Linked DNA regions of Homo sapiens: region 2 is linked to region 1. A link is a contact called in ENCODE Hi-C or POLR2A ChIA-PET data. All regions are on one chromosome and are shown on one strand. The core of a region is the stretch at or near the end of the contact, and the rest is flanking DNA. Distances in the headings are between cores, read along the strand shown.

Evidence for each region. A loop is a pair of places that touch in the nucleus more often than their neighbours do. ChIA-PET counts read pairs that join two places held with the same protein, here RNA polymerase II (POLR2A). Pooled maps may share reads with other maps.
Region 2: a loop to region 1 is called in a map of right cardiac atrium, with 4 times the contacts of the local background. The contact joins two enhancer-like sites. A Hi-C loop is called at or near these places in 14 of 168 maps with a recorded cell type or tissue (Calu3, DLD1, Right ventricle myocardium superior and 9 more), 1 of 37 single-sample maps with no recorded cell type and 9 of 50 pooled maps. POLR2A ChIA-PET finds 5 or more read pairs at or near these places in 4 of 52 experiments (B cell, activated CD8-positive, alpha-beta memory T cell and activated naive CD4-positive, alpha-beta T cell).

Annotation. Positions count from the first base shown.
Region 1 is chr5:97,166,016-97,169,104 of GRCh38, reverse strand. RIOK2 (RIO kinase 2) reads left to right here. Exons shown (of 10, transcript NM_018343.3): 7 at 253-345; 8 at 1,114-1,638. Among named protein-coding and RNA genes, the nearest start is that of RIOK2, 16 kb to the left of the region's middle. Within about 2 kb of position 1,569, at least 2 of the 41 ENCODE cell types and tissues checked have a DNase peak (open chromatin) inside an H3K27ac peak, as active enhancers do.
Region 2 is chr5:96,777,319-96,780,407 of GRCh38, reverse strand. All of the region lies in intron 18 of ERAP1 (endoplasmic reticulum aminopeptidase 1), which reads left to right. Among named protein-coding and RNA genes, the nearest start is that of ERAP1, 29 kb to the left of the region's middle. RefSeq lists an enhancer at 1-36. Within about 2 kb of position 1,839, at least 3 of the 41 ENCODE cell types and tissues checked have a DNase peak (open chromatin) inside an H3K27ac peak, as active enhancers do.

The sequences.
Region 1 (3,089 bases), core at 320-2,819:
TGACAAAACCTTGACTTTCCTAACCGTAGGAACTGCATGGCATTGACAGCTTATATCCTTGAGATTTCCTTGGATTTTAGTTTTTCAAACACACTGGTTAACTCATTTGTATCTTTTTTCTTTTGTGTAACATCTTTTATCTCCTTGTGTAAGGAGGAGCAATACCATTAACCAATAAGTATATTGTCATTGGCTAATAAGGAAAAAGAGGAGCAATAAAGACTATATCATAAATGATTCTTGCTTTTGCAGGTATTTTGACAGAGATGTTAAATGCATTAAAGATTTCTTTATGAAACGTTTCAGCTACGAAAGTGAGCTTTTTCCAACTTTTAAGGATATCAGGTTTGTACTCCCCATTGCTTTACATAATAGAACAGTTTAAATATCTGGTCTGTGTATTTCTAAAAATTAACATTTTCATCTAAAAAACTTTCCAAATTTTGACACGTAATCACTGTTAGATGTCATTGCTCTGTAGTACATAACTGAAACTTAAAAACTTGAAAATACCTGCATTTGGTCCATTAAGGCACTGTTACTGAATTTTAGGAAGCGGACATATCTAGATTCTTATAAATTCAAGAACTTTTATTCTATTTTGGATGCTATTTGAGTAACTCATTCATAAGGAATAACACCAAACATTCATTGAAATTTGTGTTTTTCCTTTATCAAGGACCAGGAGGTATCTTTAATTGATTCTCAAAACATAACTATCATGTGCATTCTCAAAGCTCAGTTTTCTCATATTTATTTTATACACTTAAGATATTTTCTGATCTGGGATGAGTCACATAATCTGAAGGAAATCCTTAGCCCCCTTTGAAAGTTAATTTACAAAGTTAATAAACATAAGCTGAGGTTTTTATAACCTTTTTATTTATATTGTTGCTTTTCAGTTATTTTATTCTTAAAATGACAGCCAGCATATACCTTTCATATTTGTTTACCTGTGTCATTTAAATATTACATTTTAGGGAAGGAAAATTTATTTTTAACATATAAGCTATTAAACTCACTTGAATCATAATTTATCAGAGTAGTAGATATTTGCTCCTCTTAGATAAACATTTTTTCTCTCTTTCTATGCTTGACGCCTTTTTTTTCTAGGAGAGAAGACACTCTTGATGTGGAGGTTTCTGCCAGTGGCTACACAAAGGAAATGCAGGCAGATGATGAACTGCTTCATCCATTAGGTCCAGATGATAAAAATATTGAAACAAAAGAGGGATCTGAATTCTCATTTTCAGATGGAGAAGTGGCAGAAAAAGCAGAGGTTTACGGGTCAGAAAATGAAAGTGAACGGAACTGTCTAGAAGAATCAGAGGGCTGCTATTGCAGATCATCTGGAGACCCTGAACAAATAAAGGAAGACAGTTTATCAGAAGAGAGTGCTGATGCACGGAGTTTTGAAATGACTGAATTCAATCAAGCTTTAGAAGAAATAAAAGGGCAGGTTGTTGAAAACAACTCTGTAACTGAATTTTCTGAGGAGAAAAACAGAACTGAAAATTACAACAGGCAAGATGGTCAGAGAGTTCAAGGAGGAGTCCCTGCTGGCTCTGACGAGTATGAAGATGAATGCCCTCATCTAATTGCCTTGTCGTCATTAAATAGAGAATTCAGGCCTTTCAGGTATAGACTTCTGTCGATTGCTTTTTAACTTTAGTCTTGAGACTGATACTTTGTTAGATTCTAGTAAAAGAATGTTTTTTTCAAATGATGTGACAAAATTGTATTCTGCCACCTTGATGTATAAAATGAAAGCCAAATAATTTTTTGTTGTTAAAAACTCAAAATAGCTTCCTTTTCAATTGACCTGATTCTAGGCAGCCTATTGACTAAATTTCAAGTAATTCTGCCTTAAAATACAAACTGATGGCTGGGCACAGTGGCTCGCTCATGCCTGTAATCTCAGCACTTCTGGGAGGCCAAGGCAGGCAAATCACCTGAGGTCAGGAGTTTGAGACCAGCCAGGCCAACATGGCAAAACCCTGTCTCTACTAAAAATATAAAAATTAACCGGGCATGGTGGCCTGTGCTTGTAATCCCAGCTACTTGGGAGACTGAGGCAGGAGAATCACTTGAACCTGGGAGGCAGAGGTTGCAGTAAGCCAAAGATCGTACCACTGCACTCCAGCCTGGGTGACGAGCAAAAAACTCCGTCTCAAAAATATATATATATATACAAACTGATGATTTTAAAATTATTGCAGGTCTCTGGATACATTGATCAGGTTTTAGATGGATGAGTTATTCCTCATATATTTTCCTAATTACACATCTGATGTGTGTTTGAGTTATGTAAAGGCATGTAAATATTAAAACATGCAATAAATGTACTTTCTATATGAAACATCTGCAGTGAATTTTCTCTAGTACCTTGAGCCTTCTATCCTTTGTTCATGTGTAGTTAAAATTATCTAATGATATTATGTTTTCTTTTAATAATTTTTTTTTGTAAATATTAATCAGGCTCAGCTTAGATTAGGAAAAGTTCTAAAACTTAATTTTTGGATTTGGGATTGCTTATTCAGAATCAAATTGTAGTTAAATGAAATATTGGTTTTATTTATTTCAAAATAGTAATATGACAATTAAAATTAGTTCAGCAATACATTTATTAAACATTTTTCAGTACATGTTTGGGCTTATATCTTAAGCCTACCTTTATCTTTAAAGTTTTATTCCTGAAGCAAAACATGAGAATTTTGTTCCTTTTTCATATAGCTGTGTATCTGTGTCACAGGGCTACTGCCATTTAAATAATAAACTTGGAAAATTAAATCAGAAGCTTAAAAGGAAAAGAGGGGTGACAGAGGCTCAGGATTTTGAGTAAGTGATTGTATTAGACTGGATTCTTCAAAGAAACAGAATAAATAGGAGATTTATTTTAAGGAATTAGCCCATGGGGTTATGGAGGCTGAGAAGTCCCAGGATCTGTAGTCAACAAGCTAGAGACCAAGGAGAGCCCATGGTACAGTTCCAGTCCAAATCCAAAGAGCTAAGAACCAGAAGAGACAATAGCATAAGTTCCAGTCCACATCCAAAGAAAGGAGAGGACCCATGTCCCAGTTCAAAGACAG
Region 2 (3,089 bases), core at 590-3,089, 390 kb after region 1:
CTATATATATATTTTTAAACATAAATGAAAATTAGCTAATTAATATGGGGTAGACAAAATACTTTGAGGGTGTGGTGAGTTAGAAATGGATTGTCATTTAGAAGTTATTTTTGGATGCTATGGTGTTGACAGCAGCATAAATCAGTTGCAATTAAACTAGTGAAAACTGTGCCTCTTCTCAGACACGTTAAGAGGTCTTAGCTCTGCCAGTAAAAACCTTAGGACTTGAAGAAAATTACTTGAGACAATTAGTCCTTGTTTAAGGATGTTAAAAGTGGGCACTGAGGTATAAATGACTGAAGTGGTCATCCAGCTGTTGCTAAAGAGGCAGGTCCGGAATCTAGGTTCTTTATAAACCATCCAAGTTCATGGTTCCCTGTCACTTATTATGTAACCATCTACCTTCAGAAAGAATTTCAGGCAGCTTTAAGATCCATGTATAAAAGAAATGTTAAAATGAAGGACAAAAAGATACATAATGGACAGGTGATAACCATGTGAGGGACTTATGGCTGAGGATAATTCTCGCAATTGTCCCCTGAATTTATCACAGACATTCCTGGAAGTCAAGGAAAAATGAGGAATCAGTATGAGTTATTCTCATTGTCTGGTAAAAGAGAACATGAAGCATACACATTTTCTACAAAAGCAGACTTTTCTTCAGTCCTAAACTCGAGGACTTTGATGTGTGGGCCATTGAGTTCTGTGGTGTCCCTTCTATAATAAGGTTTCCTATAGTAAAGTTGTGGAACAAATTTTACAAGGCTCTTAAACTGTGGTACATTTAGATAAAAGCTGAGAGGCTAATATTAATTTTTTTAGGAGTGGTTCCATTGTGTAGTCTGGTTACACTATTTTCTAGCTTGAGATGGGGAGAGAGCTTTGGAAATGAAAAAGAATGAAGGGTTGTTACAGTCTCGTAGCTTTTTTCCAGTTTTCAGTAGCCTCATCCAGGCTTGTAAAATTAACTTGCATATAATAATTCAAGCTTGAACTCCAGCGAGGTCTAGAGCAGAGATACTCTGTCTGATGACTGAAGAGATGTCCAAAGCCTTGACCAGAAAGGTAGTCATCTATAGACAAGATCTATAGCAACAAAGCATTTCATTCATTCACTTGTATTCTCATTAATTCATTCAAGACATATATGCCACACATGGTTTTAGGTTATGGGGCTGTAACAGTGAACAGACAGACAAAACCTTTGCTGTCACGGAGCTGAAATTTCTGCTGTGGGAATCAGACAATTACAGACAAATCAACCAATGTCAAGTAGTTACATGCTCTGAAGATGAATAAGGCAAGGAGAGTGATTGGGATAGAGGGTTGGTGCTGTTTTATAGGATGATTAGGAGACATTTGAGAAGATATCGAAGGAAATGCCAACATCTAGAGGAGTATTGTGTGCAGAGGAAATATCAGGTGCGAAGATCCTGAAGCAGGGCATGAAAAGTAAAGAGCCCGAGATGTTATCATAATGGAGAGCAAACTACGGACATATAAAATACGGGAGTCATCCTGAATCCTTTCTTCCCCAGACATCTAACTACGCAAGTCCTGCCGGTCTTCCCTCAGCACATGCACTGGATCTTGCGCACTTCTCTCTGCTCTTACCCCCATTCAATCCTTTCTCATCTCTTGCCTTGCCTATTGCAATAGTGTCCTAACTGGCCTCCCCCTTGCCACTTTGCCAATAGCAAAACATTTTCCACATTGAAGACTGCAAGTCAGCCCATAACTGACCCTGGCTTCTTGAAACCCTGCCTATTGTTCTTGCAGTAAATTCCAAATCCCTCCTTCCCATGTGTCCATGACCTTGAAGACCTGGCTTCTGAGGACCTCTCTGGTGCCAATTCCCACAGGCGCTCCTGGCTTACTCTCTCATAACACTGTAGCCACTCAGCCTCCTTCTGCTCCTGGGCTACCACATGTTTCTCCTGTCTTTAAGCCTCTGCACTTTTTATTCTCTCTGCCTGGCTTGCCCATTCCCCAACTTTTCACTAGAAAGGGGCATTTTATCTTTGAGAGGTCTCGGCTCAGATCACCTTCCCCAAAACCATGCTGTTCAATGCAGGCCACATCTCCTCAGTTACTAGCATACCCCTGGCATATTTTCTTCATAGCAGTTTATTTACAGTAATCATATTTACTGCTTGTATACCCCAAAAGACTGTAAGCTCCATGAGGGGAGGATGCTTGCCTGATTCACTGCTGCATCCTCAGTGTCTAGCACAGTAATTACAGCAGAGGGATGAATAAATATCAGAGTAAATATTGGTGAACAAATGGATGAGGTTAAGTCCCTGATACATGCTGGGTTTGGGGCTTTGCACTTTACCTGCATTATATAACTACATCCTTCACCACTGCTCTTCATTTTACAAATGAGGAGACTGGCTTCCATAGAAGTTAAATCATTTGCTCAAATCAAGTTAGTAGGATAAACCTGTTTTCCTATCCCTGTATTGTGCTACTTATTGCACAGAAATTGTTCTTAAAGAGCCAAGTCTGAATCAAATATTCAGTGGAGATGTTGCATTTCCAAGGCAGGTGAAGACAGAAGAGATGATTTTGGGTCAGGACAAGGGTAAGAGTAATGGTTAACAGCTGGCTTCGCTGTTGTAGAAGGTCTGTTTTTAGTGGAGCTATCATGATGAGCTCCTTTAGGATTAATGATTTGAACAATTAGTAAAATTATTGATGTGCTTTGTTGAGTAGTGCTCAGTGATTTTTAATCGACTGTGAATTAATCTTGCATTCTGAGAGCGTATGAAACAGTAGGTTGAGCTACAACTTAAAGTAGAGAGTGAAGTGTTTTCCAGGTTGCTACAGCAGGAGGCCATGCCTTCTGCTCATTGTAAAGTTGCACTGTATTGACATATAATTTTAAAACAACTCTGCATCATTTAAAATTGAATTCTGATCTTTCTAAAACCCATTCCTACTCCCCTCTTTATTCCCAAACTAATAATATGGTATTATGACATGGATTTCTAAGGAACTGGCTGTCTGGAATCTATGCTGAATAAATAATACATCATGGTCTACATTCGCTTCCTGAATACCAAATCAAAAATTGATGGATTAAT